Linked DNA regions of Mus musculus: region 2 is linked to region 1. The links are chromatin contacts, found by Hi-C or POLR2A ChIA-PET in ENCODE. All regions are on one chromosome and are shown on one strand. Each heading gives the region's core, a stretch centred on a gene start or an enhancer-like site at or near the end of the contact. The rest is flanking DNA. Distances are from core to core; before and after follow the strand shown.

Region 1 (4,312 bases), core at 1,192-3,691:
ATTCCAGGAGGAAGACTGGCCTCAGACGCAGCTGGGGCTATTTTGGGCAACTAGGATCTCACCTCAGCGTAGTGTGGAGTCACCACTGCCTGTCAGCCCCAGGGAATCTAAGATGTGGGGCTGCGTGTGGGTCTGGGGTGGGTCCCCTGACAGCGGGTACAGACTCCAGGCAAGCTCGGTGCAAGAGACAGTCTGGGAAGATGTTCACAGCTGTGGCAGAATGAATGGGACTCAGAGCAGAGGGGCGATAAAGGCTGCAGGAGGGTAGGCACAGGGGCGAGGGAGACCTTTTTCTGATGCTCTGCAGGAGCCAGCCCAGGCTGGCTGTAACCCTTCATCCTTCCTGGAGGTGCTTACAGACAAACAGTCTGAAGGGGAAGGCAGGACTGTGGGATGGTGAATAGACAACCACTTAGCATGAAGATTCCCAACTCAGAATCAAGGCCTGCTTTTTCTCAATATTGCTTTGTTGCTGTTGTTGTCGTTTCCAGACAGGGTTTCTCTGTGTAACCCTGGCTGTCCTGGAACTCACTCTGTAGACCAGGCTGGCCTCAGACTCAGAGATCCGCCTGCCTCTGCCTCCTGAGTGCTGGTGGCAGTGTGCGTCACCAACGACCTGCTTCGATATTTTTTTTAAGCTATCTGCCCCTCCAATCTCCTCCTTACCCTAACACTGTACCCTCCTGAGCACTGTACCCACACCCCTTCTCCAGCTCTAGAAGTTCGGGGTGCAGTGGACATCTGAGCTTTGAGTCACAAATCTATCATTCCACGCCCAACTGAAAGATCTCTTGGAAACCACTTGGAGAGAAAGGGTTTCTGTGTGCCTAGTGGTCTCGTGGTCAGTGTTGGGGTAGTGCCCTGGAGGTCAGAGGGGGCACTCACCAGCAGTAGCTCGAAGCTTGGACCCAGGGAGGAGCGCCTGCCCCTTCCCTGATGCAGCTTTGGGCCCCCCCTTCTTAGTGCTCATTCTCCTGGGGGTGGGAAGGAAAAGTCCAGGGATGGTACATTCAGGAGGGCAGCGAACAAGGCAGTGGGAATACTGCCCCGGCCCTGGATGAACATGCAGCAGGAGCATAGACCTCCAGCATGTCCCCCAGCCAGCTTCTTGGTCCACCTGCCCGCCCCTGGTGGTCTAAGGATGTGCCCAGTAGCTCGAGGAAGGATACCTAGCAAGAGGATGTGTCCCTTTATGCTGGTACCCCCGTCCTCTACAATTCTGGATCTGCCTGTCCTTCTGTGTTCTAACACCATCCTCTAAATCGCTGGGCTAGAAGCTCAACAGCCTGAGCTCTGCGGACTTGCTTTCAACTACTGCCAACGTGGGTCTGCTGAACACAGCCCCTCCCCACCCGCAAACCCTCTTCCTTCTTGGCCTTGGGAATCTCTGCTGTCTGGTTCTGGAAGCAATGCCCTTCTCCCTAGTATACAAGGCAGGCCCCCCATTCACTCCTCTTGGAAGAACTTTCCGCTCCTGTTTTAGTAGGGTCTTCCAGTGCCCTAGAACCCCTCACAGGGCCAATGAATAGGAAAGCGGGTAGTGCAATCGCTGACTCCATACACTTATGTACCCACTAGGCTGGGGCCGCAGGGCTCCAGAGTGCATTTGGGGATGGAGTTAATGAAATGTTATCCTAAAAGTAGGACCAGAAAGTGACTGAAAGTAAGCTGTCTTACGGACAATGTTCAGGCAGGTGGCAGACACTGAGAATCTAGGACAGGAGAAGTGGTAGGTAGGAAGCTGGCTTGGACATGTGACTGAGTTCAGGGCACGGCATGCGTAGAGGAGTGGGTTGGAGGGAGGGCTGGGTAGATTAGGGCTCTAGGAGGAACTAAGTCCTTAGGTGTACGGGTGATGTGTTGGGGTCGATACAACCATGAGGTTCCCTGTCTGTAGAGGATCCAGTACTTGCAGCATCTTGGGTGCAGCCTCTTTTAATGTGCATGTATTAAGACGGGACCTTTGTGTCTTCAGTTGGTTTGCACAGGAAAGGATCAGTGGGTGCCAGGACCGACACTGTTGGAGCAGTTTAGAGAGTGATCCTCATGTGAGATGGGGACTTGGGGGGTACGATTGGTTTGCGGGATTCTGTGTGGCAGAGGGGCTTCTGCTGGCGGATCACTCCAGATTCCCTTGTGCCTGAGGGGTCCCATGGGTACGGGTGAGTGCGCAGGAACCTTTATGGTTGGGCAAATGAGTGGGGAGGTCCGTGGAGTTCCTATGCTGTCGGTCTCATGCGCGAAGATGAGCCTGCGGGGAGTGGACTGGGGAAACTAGAGGTGTGTCTGCGAACGGTAGGGCGGTCACTTGAGTGAGATGGGTACCCAAACACCCCCCCCCCCCCCCCCCGTCTGAGACCTCACCTGCCTCACCTGCCTCTCGCAACACAGAGGCCAGAAGCTCCGCCCCTCGCGTCGAGCTGGCCAGTTTCCTAGCGACTAAGCCGGAACTTCCGAGTTACCCCAACTTCCGGGGCGAGGGTCAGGGGTCGGCAGTAGGGGCTTTGAGCGATCGGTTTTCAAATAGGTTCAAGGGGCTTCAGTGTCCGGAAAGACGAGGCTCTAGAAATCCGGAGCGGCGCTGGCCAGGGTCCGGAGCGCAGCTCTGGGGCTCCACCAGAGCGCTCAGGGGTCGGGGTTGGGGTGTGGGCTGGGGGCGCCAGTGAAGCCACACTGGGAACCCGGGATCGCGGCCGGGGTCCGGGGCGCGGAGGGCGCAGGAATGCGGGCGCGTCGGGGTGGGGCCGCCCCGCCCAGGTGCTGCCCGGACAGGCAGGAGGCAGAGCGCGGGCGGGGCGGGGGCGGGCGCGTGAATCAGGCCGAACGGGCGGGCGGGCCGCGGCGGGGAGTGGCTGTCGGACGGACGGGACCGCGAGGCCGCTGGGCGGCGGTGGGCTCCTGCTGCCCCTGTGCCGAAACCCCGCTCACCTGGCCAGGTAGGGCTCCCGCCCCGGAGCGGGCCGGGCACAGCACGGCGGGGCGAGGCACACGGGACGGGAGGCTCGGGCCTCCGCGCGGTGCCACCTGGGTCTGGTCTCTGGACCTGGGCCGGGCGGTGCAGTGAGCGCGTGCTTTGGGACTGGGTGGGAGACAGGGAGACTGCGCTCCGGGGCACTGGGTGAGGGATTTTCCAGGGTCACGCTGGCAAGTAGGAGACTGAACAGTGCGATTCGCTCTGGCGGCCTAGGTATTGTCAGGACATGACCTGTACCTTTCCCGGAGCCTCTCCCCGAGCCGCCATGAACCGGGGTGTCTAGGGCTGGGTCCTTGTGTGGAAGGCAGGGAAAACTGGACTCTCCTAACTCCTGATCTCATATCCCTGGACTGGATCGGCAGATAAGATACCTGGCCTGGGTAGCCGCTAACTTCCTGGGGTACAGTAACACCTTTGGGCCTTGCAGTGCCTAACCTGAAAGCTGTATAATTCATCGACTTCCGGTCTTCCTAGGTTCTTCTTGTCCCCCACAACCCCAATCCTTCTTGATCACAATCATCCTGTCATCCTCTTTGTGTAGTAGCCTAAGGTCCTCAACCATGGATCCCCCTTCCAGACCCAGGAACACTACTACCTCCTGCCAGACAGGAGAGGAAAGGGTCATTTTCTTGCCCTACTTGTGGTGAAGGGCCTGGGGCTAGCTTCAGGTAGGAGGTCAGGAACAAAAAATTCCTGCTGAGTCACTGGTTTGGGTGGGATAGGCTCCTTCCTTAAGCAGGGCCCCACTTGGATAGGCAGATGTCAGTGAGCAGGCTGTTGGATTCATCGCTGATAGGAGTGGTCACCGCCCCGTCTATCGTCAAGGGGCGATGTGTACCAGTGAATGATTGTAAGGGCATTTAAGGTCGTGTGTGACTTCTGTGAGGTCAGGTACCACAGTGGCCGCTCAGGACTAAGGCCACTTCCCAACCCATGTGTCTCTGAGGGTTCTCACCACTGGCTAGACAGTATCAGTTCTCAGTCTTATACAAGGAAGTGTCCCCTCAGCGTGAGCATGCTAGGATCCCCAGGTAGTGTGGGAATGCTGCCTAGGAGAGCTGGCTCCAGTCTGAGACCTGTCCAAGCAGACAGGCCCGCATCAGACCCCAGGTGCTCTGCTTCCATCTCCCCAGAACAGTGTGCCACGCCTCACATTGCAGACAGGAAGGAAAAGCAACAGCCTTAGGTCAGGGCAATGCCCCAGAGGGAAGTCGGAGCACTCTTCTTAGGGCCAGTAGACATAGGAGTGTCCCCACCTCCAATCTCTGTCACACTTGGACTTGCTAATGTGTTACGCCATGCCCCTAGGGGTGGCAGACACTGTAGCTCCCTGGGTCA
Region 2 (4,312 bases), core at 895-3,394, 60 kb before region 1:
AGCCCAACCCATCATAGATCAGCTGGCTGAGGAAGCTAGGGCTTTCAACCGAATATATGTGGCCTCTGTACATCAAGACCTGTCTGATGATGACATCAAGAGTGTATTTGAAGCCTTTGGCAAGATCAAGTCTTGTACGCTGGCCCGGGACCCCACAACTGGCAAGCACAAGGGCTATGGTTTTATCGGTGAGTTTGGGAAGGGCCAAGGAGAAGAGGGAGCCCGCCTCTTACTGGGGCTGGCTTTTCTCACTGCTCATCCTGCCCTGCAGAATATGAGAAGGCCCAGTCGTCCCAGGATGCTGTGTCCTCCATGAACCTCTTTGATCTGGGTGGCCAGTACTTGAGGGTGGGCAAGGCCGTCACACCCCCCATGCCCCTGCTAACACCTGCCACGCCTGGAGGTCTCCCGCCTGCTGCTGCTGTGGCCGCAGCTGCAGCCACGGCCAAGATTACAGCTCAGGTGAGAGCTGGTGCAGTGATGAGTGTGGACAGTGGGTGGACAGACCCACTCAGCCTTTGGGAACTGGCTCTTAGATGGTTTGGGTGGGAACAAAGAACTGACTGTGAGAACAGACTAGAAACTGACTCTGCTTGTCTTTTGGTTGCAGGAAGCAGTGGCTGGAGCAGCAGTGCTGGGTACTTTAGCCACACCAGGACTAGTGTCCCCAGCACTGACACTGGCCCAGCCCTTAGGGGCCCTACCCCAGGCTGTCATGGCTGCCCAGGCCCCTGGAGTCATCACAGGTGAGTCTGAGTTGATCAGGTTCTCTTCCATTCCTTTCCCCTCTCCTCTAGGGTCTGTCTTCAGCTTCCCAACCCATACTTACTTCGGTGTAATCCCTTGAATCCAGGACAGGCTGGCTATCGCCAACCATCTCTTTACTCTTTCCCAAACAGGAGAGTGTATGTGTGGCTATTAAACTCGGTTGGTTTTGCTGCAGGTGTGACACCAGCCCGCCCTCCTATTCCGGTCACCATCCCCTCTGTGGGAGTAGTGAACCCCATTCTCGCCAGCCCGCCAACGTTGGGTCTGTTGGAGCCCAAGAAGGAGAAGGAAGAGGAGGAGCTGTTTCCTGAGTCAGAACGGCCAGAGATGTTGAGTGAGCAGGAGCACATGAGCATCTCGGGCAGCAGTGCTCGCCACATGGTCATGCAAAAGCTACTCAGAAAACAGGAGGTAAGTAGGTGGGCTCGTGCCAGGCCCGCTCTCGGCGGTATGAATGTGAAGTAGTGGGTGATAGGTCGCAGCATTCAGGTGTCTTTCCCACAGTCACAGCAGTCAATTGTCTTTCCTACAGTCTACAGTGATGGTTCTCCGAAACATGGTGGACCCCAAGGACATCGATGACGACCTGGAGGGAGAGGTGACAGAGGAGTGTGGCAAATTTGGTGCTGTGAACCGGGTCATTATCTATCAAGAAAAACAGGGCGAAGAGGAAGATGCAGAAATCATCGTCAAGATTTTTGTGGAATTCTCCATGGCCTCAGAGACTCACAAGGCCATCCAGGCCCTCAATGGGCGCTGGTTTGGTGGTCGCAAGGTGGTGGCTGAAGTGTATGACCAGGAGCGTTTTGATAACAGCGACCTCTCCGCGTGACTTTGGCCTCATTTCCTGGACTTGCACTTGCCCCTTCCTTCCTTTGGGTTTTGTAAAGTGTTAACCGTGGTGTGTCCCTGGGACCAGGCACTCTGCCCAACCCACCCTGTAGTGTACATAAAGATGCAGATACCACTGGCCCTGAAGTCCCTGTGTCTGAAATTGGTCCTGTGACCCAAGCTGGTTGTGTGTGGAATGTCTTATCAGGGTTCCAAGGCACCAGGGACAAGGAGGGCGTTCAGCCTGCTGTGCAGGGGTGAACAGGAGGGACCGGGGTGGACAGGCCTTGCTTTATCTTCCTTTGTGGGGAGTGCTGGCTTGCAGCCTTGCTCACGTGGATAGCTCTGAGAGCTGTCTGGCCCTGAGATCTGTAGGATCCAGGACCAAGAGAGCATTTTGTGGGCGGGCGGGCATCTGAGTTGTTACACCTGCTAGTATGGGTTACGCCAGAGCGAGGCCGGAAATCCCGACATGCCCCGCGCGAGACCGCTACGGGTCGTCGGAGACGCCACGCCGCGTGGCCCTTTGGGAGCTGTAGTTTTGAGCAGAGAGGGCGGGCCTAGGCTTCCCGGCGGGCTGCGCGGCTGGGCGGTTGTCGCGGGCAGCGGCGGCGGTTCCGGCTGCGGTGCTGCGGGCGGATGAGCTGCTAGGTGAGCAGGCCGGGCGGGATGCGGAGCCGCCGCCGCGCCCCCAGCGCCTAAGAAAGCGCTGCCGGGTCAGGCCGTGCTGCCAGCTGTGTGCCGCCGTCGGAGCCTACAGCTCGTATTGAACGCGGGCCGAGCCGAGCGCCGACCCCGGCCACAGTCCGGGACCCGGCTGCCCGCCCCACCCCCGCGCGCGCCGCTCCGCCCGCGCTCGGCGCTCATGCGGGCCGAGCCCCGCCCCCCGGCCCGAGCCCGCCGAGCGCCTCCCGAGCCCGCGCTCACTGCCCGCCCGCATCATGCTGAAGTGCATCCCGCTCTGGCGTTGTAACCGGCACGTGGAGTCGGTGGATAAGCGGCACTGCTCGCTGCAGGTTGTGCCAGAGGAGATTTACCGCTACAGTCGTAGCCTCGAGGAGCTGCTCCTCGACGCCAACCAGCTGCGCGAGCTACCTAAGGTGAGCGGCCGCCGCACCTGCTGCCCCGCGCTCAGTTCTCGGGGTGGTGTATGACTTCTGGGGCAGCCGGCTGGAGCGAGATCTCAGCAGGCGCTGCCCGAGCTGGGCACCGCAACCTCCAGCCGGCCCTGCAGGTTCCTACTGGTCAGAGCCCCGCCCCAGCCAGCCCCACCCTCCTCCAGCCGCCGGTGTTGGCACCTGGTGGCAACCTGTCTGGGGACTAAGTAGATACTGAACCTAAAAGGGGAGCCAACAGAGAAGCCCATGAGAGCACAGGAGGAGGATGGGTCCAGGGTGCGAGACCGACCCGGGTTAGCAACTGTTAAAGCTAGTTGGGCTACTTTAAGGGTAGGAAGTTGGTTTTCTTGCACTGTGTTCTGCCTTCGTTTTGGGAGGAGAGGTTTGCAGTGCTGAGTGGGACTCTCCTAAGATACTTGCAGTGTCAGATCTATTCTGTCATCGCTCAGCGGAGAGCCCACCTTTCACTGTCTGTGTTCCTTCCTGTCGGGTTTGTTTGGGGTTTTTTTTGTTGTTGTTGTTCTGAGGCCACACTAGAAGGAAGGCCAAAGGAGGCAGGTTATGTAGGACTTACTTTTCTGAGATAGGGGACTCAGTGGTCTGATATTCTTGCCGGCTGGTGGCGTTGCGGGTGTTCTTCATAGACCTTTATGGTATCCGTGTGTGAATCTTGGACATTTTGCACTTGTGTTTCTCTCTGGTGCCTGTTGTTGTTATTGCTTTTTTTTTTTTGTTCTGTTTCTTGAGACAGGGTTTCCCCTTCGTAACCCTGGTTATCCTGGAATTCATTCTGGCTGTCCTAGAACTCAGAGATCCACCTGCCTCTGTGGGTACTAAAGATGTGCACCACCCACAACCCACCCCAGTGCTCTCTGGTGTTTTTATTGTTGTTCTCTCTTTGTTAAGCTCTTGCTGTTCATTGTTGGGGTTCCTGAAGAGCTCCAAACTCCTTTAGAAGAGGTAGTTTGGATAGTAGGTAGGATACTGAGAGTGACTGACCCATAGGGCAGAGGGCAGGGGCTATCCATTTGGGAGCTGCTGATGTCTTGCCTGGGGCATGTTATCTGGGTGACATCTGGGTAATAGTGAGAGGTGGGCTTTCCACCGAGAAATGAGAGCGTAGGTCTGACAGTATCTTAGGAGAGTCCCCCTCAGCAGTTGCAGAGTATCATTGCAGAACAGCAGTGGTACATGTGACAAATGACACAAGGGAGACCAGGCATCAGGTGGGCAGGGGTGTGTTTTGCAGGCTTCTTTGTCTGGTTTTTCAGCACACTGGGTATCATGGCTAGAGCCGCAGAACCTTGTGTGACCTGGGATACAAAGAGGTCCAGGACCCTGTGGCCATGATCCTCCTGGTTTGGAAACTCTCCCATACCCATAGGGCTTTGGCTATAGAGCCTGTTCCCCTGATCACATCTTCTGCCCACAGCCCTTCTTCCGACTGTTGAACTTGAGAAAGTTGGGCCTCAGTGACAACGAGATCCAGCGGCTGCCTCCTGAAGTGGCCAACTTCATGCAGCTGGTGGAGCTAGATGTGTCCCGGAACGGTAGGGGGGGAGGGCGGGTGGCACTCCGTGAACATAGGGGGGAGC

Evidence for each region. A loop is a pair of places that touch in the nucleus more often than their neighbours do. ChIA-PET counts read pairs that join two places held with the same protein, here RNA polymerase II (POLR2A).
Region 2: a map of CH12.LX shows a loop between it and region 1 (1.8-fold over the local background). The contact joins the promoter of Scrib here to the promoter of Iqank1 in region 1. A Hi-C loop is called at or near these places in 2 of 37 maps with a recorded cell type or tissue (CH12.LX and T-helper 1 cell). POLR2A ChIA-PET finds 5 or more read pairs at or near these places in 3 of 5 experiments (Patski and embryonic stem cell).

The regions. Positions count from the first base shown.
Region 1 is chr15:76,007,998-76,012,309 of GRCm38, reverse strand. Iqank1 (IQ motif and ankyrin repeat containing 1) reads right to left here and starts at 2,441. Exons shown (of 14, transcript NM_001370920.1): 1 at 2,365-2,441; 2 at 886-974. The coding sequence starts at 970. It overlaps Fam83h (family with sequence similarity 83, member H), which reads left to right and starts at 2,812. Exons shown (of 5, transcript NM_001168253.1): 1 at 2,812-2,936.
Region 2 is chr15:76,067,616-76,071,927 of GRCm38, reverse strand. Scrib (scribbled planar cell polarity) reads left to right here and starts at 2,144. Exons shown (of 36, transcript NM_001310543.1): 1 at 2,144-2,699; 2 at 4,150-4,267. The coding sequence starts at 2,541. Puf60 (poly-U binding splicing factor 60) reads left to right here. Exons shown (of 12, transcript NM_028364.2): 8 at 1-188; 9 at 272-462; 10 at 611-746; 11 at 944-1,179; 12 at 1,301-1,746. The coding sequence ends at 1,600.